Regions from separate parts of the Homo sapiens genome. Here region 2 is linked to region 1. The links are chromatin contacts, found by Hi-C or POLR2A ChIA-PET in ENCODE. All regions are on one chromosome and are shown on one strand. The core of a region is the stretch at or near the end of the contact, and the rest is flanking DNA. Distances in the headings are between cores, read along the strand shown.

Region 1 (5,177 bases), core at 1,588-4,087:
GTGGTTGGGGATTTAGGGGATGCACCAGGGTGTCAACTCCCTGGCACTTGGTACATCAGACCAGGCCACTGCTGAGGCCAGCACACTCCTTCAGCCAGAGGACACCCTCAGAAGAGAGACAGGAAGCTGCCAGTGTGGGCAGGGACTGTTTGTGGGTGACCTCAGGGGTGGCCCAGGGAGCTCACAGACAGCTGGCCACCTCCCCTCTCTGAGCCGCACTGTATGCTGGGGTGAGGAGGCTGTTGTGAGCACCGAGCTGCACGCGTTGCCAGGTGCACCCTCAGTGCTGTGTCCATGCTCAGCCGTACTCTGGGCACAGCTGCTGTTATTCTGGGTCACGGCCATACCCTGTGCACAATGTGGCTCGGAGCTTGGAGGTCCCAGAGAGGGAATTGGACTCGGAGCTGGAGGGGACTTCCAGGGGAGGCGGCATTTAAGGAATGGGTGGTGGGTTTTAATCAGCCAAGAAAGGATCTGATTTGATAACCAAACATGTTTTGCAGAGTCCCCGACGCTATTGCTCTGGAAGGGACCTCAGAGGCAACCTCGGAGGGGGGCACTTCAGCGGGAACAGGAGGGGCCAGGCCCACAGCGGTGAGGCGGCTCCCCAGTGAGTCCCCTGCCTCCGAGTGGGGTCTCCAGATTTGGACTCAGCCCTCCTCCTGCCCTCAGCCTCGCAGCTCCACCTCCTCCAGATGGCTGCAGTGAGCCTGGGGCACTGGCAGAATGGGTGCCAGTTCTTAAAGGACCAGCTGCCCGGTTCTGCCATCCAATTCTCTCAACTCGTGAGTCTCACAAAAATGTCCACTTGCACCTGCAATGAAGCCAAACGTGAAAACCCAGGAGGGAGAAAACCCAGGAGGGAGAAAACCCAGGAGGGAGAAAACCCAGGAGGGAGAAAACCCAGGAGGGAGGTGTCCACTTGGGCCCAGACGCTTGCTCCCTGGAATCTACCATGTGATTGTCATTCTTTTGATCTACACCCCTTTCATTCTGTAAACATCTATTGAGTACATTTAGGAGCCAGACATTGAGGACCAAATCCAGAGGAGAGACAAACCCAAATCACTGACAATAATCTCACGGAAGTATATGGCCAAGAAGGGTTGAAGTGCTATGGGAGTGCAGATAAGGGAGCAGCTAAGTGCCTGGGGGACAGAGGAGCTGACAGTTGAGCTGGGCTTCAAAGGATGCATAGGAGTTTACCAGGCAAAAGAGAAAAAAAAAAAAAGCTTGGGGAAGTCCATTCCAGGTGGAAGAAAGGGCATCAACAAAGAAGAGAGACGTGGGATATTCAAAGAAGGTGGAAACATTTGTCGTGGCAAAAGCCCAGGTGCAGGGGAGAGCCTGGGCCAAGGCTGGAGAAGTCGGCGGAGAGGCCTTGTAGCCACCACCTGCCTTGATTGGCCAGTGCCTGTGCTTGTACCTGATTTTAAATAATTGGACTATCATGTGTGTTTGTACAGCAGCTGGGGCAGCAAGTTATCAACAGAAGATTGATAGGGTAAGACCCATTTTTACAGAAAAATCCCTCTTTGCACATGGGCAGAATGGGCCTGAGGCGGTGGAAAGAAGGGGCGAGGGGTGAGGGGCAGCCCACAGCTCCTGGGCTGTTTGCTTTTCCTCTCCCCTGCTCACAGGAGCCCTCCGGGAGGTCTAAGAAATCCACACACAACTATAGAAGAACCAAATCCCCACATTGCTCTGGGAATTAGAATCTCAGCACACGAGGCCGGGTGTGGTGGCTCACGCCTGTAATCCCAGGACTTTGGGAGGCTGAGGCGGGCGGATCACTTGAGGTCAGGAGTTTAAGACCACCCTGGCCAACATGGTGAAACCCTGTCTCTACTACAAATACAAAAGTTAGCCAGGCGTGGTGGCGGGTGCCTGTAATCCCAGCTACTCGGGAGGCTGAGGCAAGGGAATCACTTGAACCCAGGAGGTGGAGGTTGCAGTGAACTGAGATGGCACCACTGCCCTCCAGCCTGGTGACAAAGCGGGACTGTGTCAAAAAAAAAAAAAAAAATCTCAGAACATGACTTCTTCAAGGTCTCCTGTTTCACAGATGAGCTACCGGAGATTTTCATCTAGAACTAATAACACATCCACTCATTCAGCCAACATTCGAGTGGCCGCTCTCTGCTCCTAACTGCCATAGGCCTAAGGACACAGCAGAGAATAAAGCAGCCCAGTCCTCAGCCCTTAGGGAGTTCACATTATGGCAGAGGAAACAGAAAATAAACAGAGTAAGACTTCAGACTGTGAGAGGCTCTAGGAGGGAAATAAACCGGGCGGTGTGGTGCAGGGATTGGCTAACTGCAGCCCTGGGGCCATGTCCAGCCTGCAGCCTCTTTATATGGCCAGCAAGCCAAGAATGGTTTTAAAGGGTTGTATAAAACAAAAAGAAAAGGCCGCGCTCGGTGGCTCACACCTGTAATCCCAGCACTTTGGGAGGCCGAGGCAGGATTGCTTGAGCCCAGGAGTTTGAAACCAGCCTGGGCAACATAGCAAGACCCTGTCTCTGATGAAAGGAGAGAGGGTGAGGGGGGAAATGTTGTGGAAAGAGAGGAAAAGGAAGACGAGAGAAAGAGAAAGGAAAGAAAGGAAAATGCAACACAGACCTTAAAGGCCCACAAAACCTAAAAATGTTTGCCATGTACTACTTTATAGATCGTACTTTACAGGAAAAGTGTGCCCAGTTAGTAAGACGAGGGCCCTCTTAACTAGCAAAGTCTGGATTCTTTCTTGTGACATGGCCTCCTTCCCCTTCCTCAGAGTTGCCTCTACCTTAGGGAAGATGAGACACTGAAACGGTTCATGAAAAGTTCACTGTGCTTGGCCACCTGCCAAGAATCCGGATTTCTGGGCATCTCACTCCCCACCTGCTGTCTGGGGTCTTACTCAAGAAACCTGGTCTTCAACCTGGCCACAGCTGTGCCTACCCCCTCCTTGACTGGCAGACCAGGGAACCACATAGGCAACAGCTTCCCCAAGGACCCCCGGCCCCTCCGGTTACCCCTCCTCCTGCCTGAACCACTTGGTCAAAAATAGAACCACATGGATCCCTATTTCAAGACACCTCCCTGGAAATCCACTGCCCGGAGACTCTGTCTTCTTTTATTTCAGTGAAATACATTTCTGAGTCCATGGTTCAGAGTTCAACTTTATAAATCCTGGCACTGGTCAATAGAGGAAGAAATGTTTACGTCCAAACAAAACCAAATACATAACTCTAGCTCTCCTGGGGGACAAAAAAAAAAAGTCTGTAAAACACATAGCAGCAGCCATTGTGACTTGAAACCAACACAGAGGAAGAAGTGTGACAGAAATCCCCAAGCTCACCACTCAGCGGCGTCTCTGATACATTCCATTACACGTCTGAGCTAAAGAAGAACCAAGTTGGTTCTTAAAAAGTGTGTCCCATCCAAATACCTAATGCATATGCAGCTTAAAACCTAGATGATGAGTTGATGGGCGCAGCAAACCACCATGGCATACATATACCATGTAACAAACTTGCACGTTCAGCACACGTATCCCAGAACTTAAAATTTTAAAAAAAAAAGTGTGTCCCATCAATGTTCAATACAGTCTTCAGACATCAGCCACGACCTGGAAGGTTCACAGTGAAACCTGTGCCTCACAGAAAATAAATTACATCTGAATAGTTAACTTTGCAATTGTTAAAGAGCCTTTTCCCAAAATTAAAATGACTCACATGTCCACACAAAGTGATAGGACAAATTCTTTATATGGTAATGGTGAACACATGTGATGAAAGATAACGGCCGATACACATCCACCTGCGATTCCTCCCTGAGTCCCGTTAAAACAATAAAAGGGATGCTTTAAAGGAATAAACACATGAGAATAAAAAGGATGAGGAACAGCAGGAACAACTTTTTGGAATCTGGTAACTGATGAATCAAGAAAGCTGAGTGGGGAAGCTGAGACTCAGCTTGGTTTACACCAAGAAATCCCACCATGATGGAGAGATGGGCAGTGCCGGCTGCCCCTGGTGGCAGGGGTGAAAGTGAGGTTGAAAGCAGGAAGAGAAGCTGAAAGTCTGTGCAAGCAGACAGACCCTAATTACTTCTCCCACTCCTCATGGTTGGCCAAATGCACCTCCTGCCCCAGCGGGAGACTGGACCCTGATTCTCTAGAGAAAGTAACACAGCTGTCTCTGCAATGGGGGACACCAGGGACCTGTGGGGAGGGAGGAACTGCACTGAAAACGGGAAATTAAATTAAAGCTTACATATTGGATATCAAGACCCACAGTCTCCTTCCCCCACTCAGATCTCAGAATGCTGGCCAAGGAAGGAGGAGACTGGAAAATTCTTCACGGGAGAATATGACCAACTCAAGAGAAAAGGGCTACGGGTGCTGACATTTGTTTTTTATCTTCTAAGGATGAATGATAGAGGTGAAGACAAAAAAAAAAAGTGTTCTCTGCTTTCTTTTAACTTGGAATTAACTCCTGTCAGAGAAAACACAATATCTTACACCCACTCTGTATTATTTCCCACATTTTCTATTTTAGAGGGTGGGAATCAGTATACCATACTTGACAGGTACGACTACAAGTTTCCAGAGTCTACTTACGTTTCTACTGTTATGGTTGTTTCTCAAAACAGCTGAACTCAATCACCCTGGAGCAACGTTCTCAACTGACTGCAATTAGAACCACTCTGGGAGCTTTAAAAAATACCAATCCCAGAGCCCCACCCTCCAGAGATTCTGATTTAATTAATCTGGGGAGGGCCCAGACATCCGGGTTTGAAAAGCTCCCTCTCCTAAAAAATAAAAGCTCCCCAGGTGATTCCAACATGCAGCAAAAATTGAACATCACTGTCATCCAGTGAGGCCTGCACTTGATAAGACCACTCCTGCAATCAGAGTGCCCAGTCAGCATCTTAGTACATAATTTTAAATATGACTGGATAGGCAAGGGTTGCCAGGATAGCGAAGTAAAACTTTGTACACGAAAGACAGACCAAAAAAAAAAAAAAATCAAGTATATAAAAACAACTTGAAGAAAACAAACTGCAGGGAGGGAAAATCTTTGGAGGAGGAGGAACCACTAATTTTTCAGTTTTAGATTTTCAAAGAGAATAGCAAAAATATTAACTCCAGGAAATCTGAACAAGACACTGTTTTTTAAAAAAAGAAACATT
Region 2 (5,021 bases), core at 596-3,095, 150 kb after region 1:
ACTTTTTTTTTTCCTTTTGAGACAGGGTCTTGCTTTGTTACTGAGGCTGAAGTGCAGTGGTACAATTACGGCTCACTGTAGCCTTAACTTCCTGGGCTCAAGCAATCCTTCCACCTCAGCCTCCCGAGTAGCTGGGACTACAGGTGCACACCACCATGCCCAGCTAATTTTTTTTTTTTTTTTTTTTTTTGAGTCAAGAGTCTCACTGTGTCACCCAGGCTGGAGTGCAGTGGCACAATCTCAGCTCACTGCAACCTTTGCCTCCCAGGTTCAAGTGATTCTCGTGCCTCAGCCTCCCAAGTAGCTGGGACTACAGGCACCTGCCACCACACCCAGCTAATTTTTTTTTTTTTTTTCTTTGAGATGGAGTTTTGCTCCAACAAGTGTTGCCTAGGCTGGGTGGCGCGATCTTGGCTCACCGCATCCTCCGCCTCCTGGGTTCAAGTGCCTCAGCCTCCCAAGTAGCTGGGATTACAGGCATGTGCCACCACGCCTGCCTAATTGTGTATTTTTAGTACAGATGGGGTTTCTCCATGTTGGTCAGGCTGGTCTCGAACTCCTGACCTCAGGTGATCCGTCTGCCTCGGCCTCCCAAAGTGCTAGGATTCCAGGCATGAGCTTCCGCGCCCGGCCGCTAATTTTTGTATTTTTAGTAGAGATGGGGTTTCACCATTTTGGCCAGGCTGGTCTCGAACTCCTGACCTCAGGTTATCCACCCGCCTCGGCCTCCCAAAGTGCTGGAATTACAGGTGTGAACCACTGTGCCCAGCCTAATTTTGTATTTTTGGTAGAGATGGGGTTGCACCATGGTGGCCAGGCTGGTGTCAAACTCCTGACCTCAGATGACCTGCCTGCTTAGGCCTCCCAAAGCGCTGGGATTACAGTGTGAGACACTGTGCCCAGCCCCAGCTAATTTTTAAACATTTTTTAGAGACAGTCTCCCTGTGTTGCCCAGGCTGGTCTCAAACTCCTGGGCTCAAGTGATCCTCCCACCTTGGCCTCCCAAAGTGTTGGTATTACAGACATGAGTCACCCTGCACCTGGCAGACATTTTTTTTTTTTTTTTTAAATCAGGAAGTTTTAATGATACAGAAAGATGCTGGTTCCCTTCACATCAGTTGTTTCAGTTTTTTGTGAGTCTAGCTTCCTCTATGCATCCCATCATAGAGTCCCTTGCGGGGCAGAGCACACGTCCTGGGAAGCTGACATAGGATAGATCTACTCTTCCACCAAATAAAGTGTTTGTATGCTTTACAACATTTGCCTAAATTCTCTGTATTAAAAATAATTTTGTACGTCAGGTGCTGTGACTCACACCTGTAATCCCAACACTTTGGGAGGCTGAGGTGGGTGGATCACTTGAGGTCAGGAGTTCGAGATTAGCCTGGCCAACATGGTGAAACCCCGTCTCTACTAAAAATACAAATATTAGCCAGGTGTGGTGGTGTGTGCCTGTAATCCCAGCTACTCGGGAAGCTGAAGCAGGAGAATCGCTTGAGCCCAGGAGGCAGAGGTTGCGGTGAGCAACTATCTTGCCACTGCATTCCAGCCTGGGTGACAGAGTGAGACTCGGTCTCAAAAAAAAAAGAAAAAAGAAAAAAAGAAAAAAAAATCTTTATTTCTTTGCATGATGTGTAATGCAGTAACATTACAATTTCTCTTTTTTGAAGACATTGTATCTCAGTTTGGAATGGAAACTGTTATCTTACACACAGCACTGATGCTAAAGAAAAGAATTGTGGTGTATCACCCCAAGATAGAAGCGGTCCAGGAGTTCACCAGGTATCACCTCTAATTATAAAAAAGTGTTAACTTTGTTGGCAGACAGTTCGCAGCACTAGATGTTACTGTGTGCTCTGCTGTGTTGCACATTTGCTATAAATAGCATGTGGTGAAATACCACCTTTGGTCTGAAGTTTCTGTTTAGCTCTAGTAGTTCAAGGTTACTGATTTGGACTATTTATGACTATTTTAGAGCAGGGGATTAGCAAACTTTTCCTTGCCAGACAGTAAATATTTTAGGTTTGTGAGCCATATGGTCACTGCCCCAACTACTCAACTGCCTAGGTAGCACAAAAGCAACCATGGAGGACACGTACATAAATGACTCAGCATGGCTGTGGTCAATGAAATTTTATTTTCAAGGACAGGCAGCTAGGCTGTGGGCCATAGTTTGCTGACCCGTTTCAGGTAAATTGTTCCTTCTGTTCAGTTTTATCAAAGACTCTTTTTTTTTTCTTGTTTTAATTAAAAAGTTTTAGAGCAGGACAAAGACTCTTACTTTGATAGTACATATAGATTTTTTAAATTTTATTTTCATTTTTAGTAGAGATGGGGTCTTGCTGTGTTGCCCAGGGTGGTCTCAAACTCATAGGCTCCAGTGATCCTCATGCCTTGGCCTCCCAAAGTGCTGGAATTACGGGTGTGAGCCACTGTGCCCGGCCAAAATAAATGTAGATTTTGTTGTTGTTAATAATTTTTTTGCCAGGAGGGTCAGTTCAGGGCCAGGAGGTGCCTGCCAGGCCCTGTCCCCTCTAACAGCTCCCCCACCTGCCATACAGATTTTTAAAGATTTTTTGTTTACTAAATCTAACTTGTTATTAGGTCCTTTTAAATTTTTTTCATTTTTATTTTTTTTATATTTTTTGTCGAGATGGGGTTTCTGGGGTCTCACTATGTTGGCCAGGCTGGTCTCGATGTCCTAGGCTCAAGTGATTCTCCTGCCTCCGTTGAGATGATTACAGACATGAACCACCACACCCAGCCATTAGGTCCTTTTTTTTTTTTTTTTTTTTTTGGAGGCAGAATCTCTCGCTTTGTCACCAGGCTGGAGTGGTACAGTGGCGCGATCTTGGCTCACTGCAACATCCACCTCCCGTGTTCAAGTAATTCTCCTGCCTCAGCCTCCCGAGTAGCTGAGACTACAGGTGCGCACCACCACGCCCAGCTAATTTTTGTATTTTTAGTAGAGATGGGGTTTCACCATGTTGGCCAAGATGGTCTCGATCTCTTGACCTCGTAATCTGCCCGTCTCGGCCTCCTGAAGTGCTGGGATTACAGGCATGAGCCACTGTGCCCGGCCAGGTCCTTCTTTAAAAGCAAGAGGACTTAGCATTCGTGTTGGGTTTACTGTATGTCAGGCATTTTGTAAGATACCTTAAATTATTAAATTTACTCATAACAAGAACCCTGCAAGGAAGTATTTTTACCCTGTTTTATGAATGAGAAAATTAAGGTTGGCAGAGTATAGGTATAAGGTAATGAAAAGAACAAAGGCTTCATAGTCAGAAAGACCTGAGTTAAAATCTTGGGAGGGCAACTTATTAGCTCTGTGAACACATAAAAGATAATGTTGGCCGGGCATGGTGGCTCACACCTGTAATCCCAGCACTTTGGGAGGCTGAGGTTAGCAGATTGCCTGAGACCAGAAGTTCAGGACCAGACTGGGCAACACAGCAAAACCCCATCTCTATAAAAAAATACAAAAATTAGCCAGGCATGGTGGCATGCACCCGTAGCCTGAGCTACACAGGAGGCTGAGGTGGGAGAATCGCTTGAGCCCAGGAGGTGGAGGCTGCAGTGAGCCATGATCACGTCACTGCACCCCAGCCTGGACGACGGAGTGAGGCCCTGTCACAGAAACAAAACAAAAGGTATTGATTGTTTCTGAGCCTGTGTTCCTTTATCTGTAAAATGAAGATCGTAATATCTACTTACAAGTTTGTTAAGACTGGAAATAATTTATGTAAGATGCTTAACATGTACCTAGCCTGTAAGACACACTTTAGAAGTTATTATTGTTATGATCATGATTGCATCAGATTTTAAGTGAGAGAGACAGAACTTTCACCCTGCCCTCTCTGGGTCCAAAAGCCCATATTTTCTATCCCATCACCTTTTCCCCCTCTACGTATGCTCCTTAAACTGGAGCGGTCACAGCTTCTGAGATATTTAGCAGGGCACCAGGGGTTCATGAAGCCACAGATAAATTTGATACATCTTGTTGCAGTCATTATTCTACCATAAGTTTTTTTCAGAGAAATCTATGTCTTAGGGAAACAAACACACTTGGTTTGCGAGTTTTACTAAAATTTTAAATATAAATGGGAGACTTCCAGAAAATTTCTTGCTTGCAGAGGTGACTTTGAATTTTACCCTTAGACTCCCTTTCCATGGCAGTCTCCAGAGTGGGATTTTTCAGAGGAAAACCTTAGAAGCGTCACTCTTTGCTACCACAGGGATCTTTTGAAACTTCACCTTGAGCTTTCTGTAGCTGATCTGATCCCCAAAAGCAGAGTTTAAAACATTGCAGAGAGGCTGGGTGCAGTGGCTCACGCCTGTAATCCCAGCACTTTGGGAGGCCAAGGCAGGTGGGTCACCTGAGGTCAGGAGTTCAAGATCAGCCTGGCCAACATGGTGAACCCCCATCTCTACTAAAAATACAAACATTAACCGGGCCGTGGTGGCAGGCACCTGTAGTCCCAGCTACTTGGGAGACTGAGGCAGGAGAATTACTTGAACCCCAGAGGTGGAGGTTGCAGTGAGCCAAAATCGCGCCATTGCACTCCAGCCTGGGTGACGAGTGAAACTCCATCTCAAAAAAATAAATAGTAAAACATTGCATTGCTTTAATTTGAAGCCCAGAGGTTAGCACATTTGGGGCTTGGTCTCACCTCTGTCCCTGATTAGCTGTAGACTCTACCCTCTTCATTTCCTTCTCAGGAAGAGGAGAAGGGGGCAGGCTGAGTCTTTAAGGTGTGGACCAGCAACAACTTGAGTTCTTGCCTTGATTCCCCAGGACTCTGCCTGCCCTGGTGTGGCACCGACAGGACTGGACCATCCTTCACTCTTACGTGCACCTCAACGCCGATGAGCTGGAAGCCCTGCAGATGTGCACAGGTAGACAAGAGGATCCCAGGGGAGGAACTGTTTCACTTTTTTTTTTTTTTTTTTCCTGAGACGGATTTTCACTCTTGTTGCCCAGGATGGAGTGCAATGGCACGATCTTAGCTCACCGCAAC

What was found. Hi-C counts contacts between places; a loop is a spot of excess contacts on that map. ChIA-PET counts read pairs that join two places held with the same protein, here RNA polymerase II (POLR2A). Pooled maps may share reads with other maps.
Region 2: a loop to region 1 is called in a pooled map, with 4 times the contacts of the local background. The contact joins two enhancer-like sites. A Hi-C loop is called at or near these places in 1 of 37 single-sample maps with no recorded cell type and 3 of 50 pooled maps. POLR2A ChIA-PET finds 5 or more read pairs at or near these places in 3 of 52 experiments (H1, activated CD8-positive, alpha-beta T cell and endothelial cell of umbilical vein).

What each region holds. Positions count from the first base shown.
Region 1 is chr10:118,968,039-118,973,215 of GRCh38, forward strand. The region is part of intron 2 of LINC03036 (long intergenic non-protein coding RNA 3036); the gene reads right to left. Among named protein-coding and RNA genes, the nearest start is that of LINC03036, 59 kb to the right of the region's middle. Within about 2 kb of position 2,838, at least 2 of the 41 ENCODE cell types and tissues checked have a DNase peak (open chromatin) inside an H3K27ac peak, as active enhancers do.
Region 2 is chr10:119,118,671-119,123,691 of GRCh38, forward strand. DENND10 (DENN domain containing 10) reads left to right here. Exons shown (of 9, transcript NM_207009.4): 5 at 1,671-1,782; 6 at 4,799-4,899. Among named protein-coding and RNA genes, the nearest start is that of DENND10, 17 kb to the left of the region's middle. RefSeq lists an enhancer at 1,887-2,181. Within about 2 kb of position 1,846, at least 7 of the 41 ENCODE cell types and tissues checked have a DNase peak (open chromatin) inside an H3K27ac peak, as active enhancers do.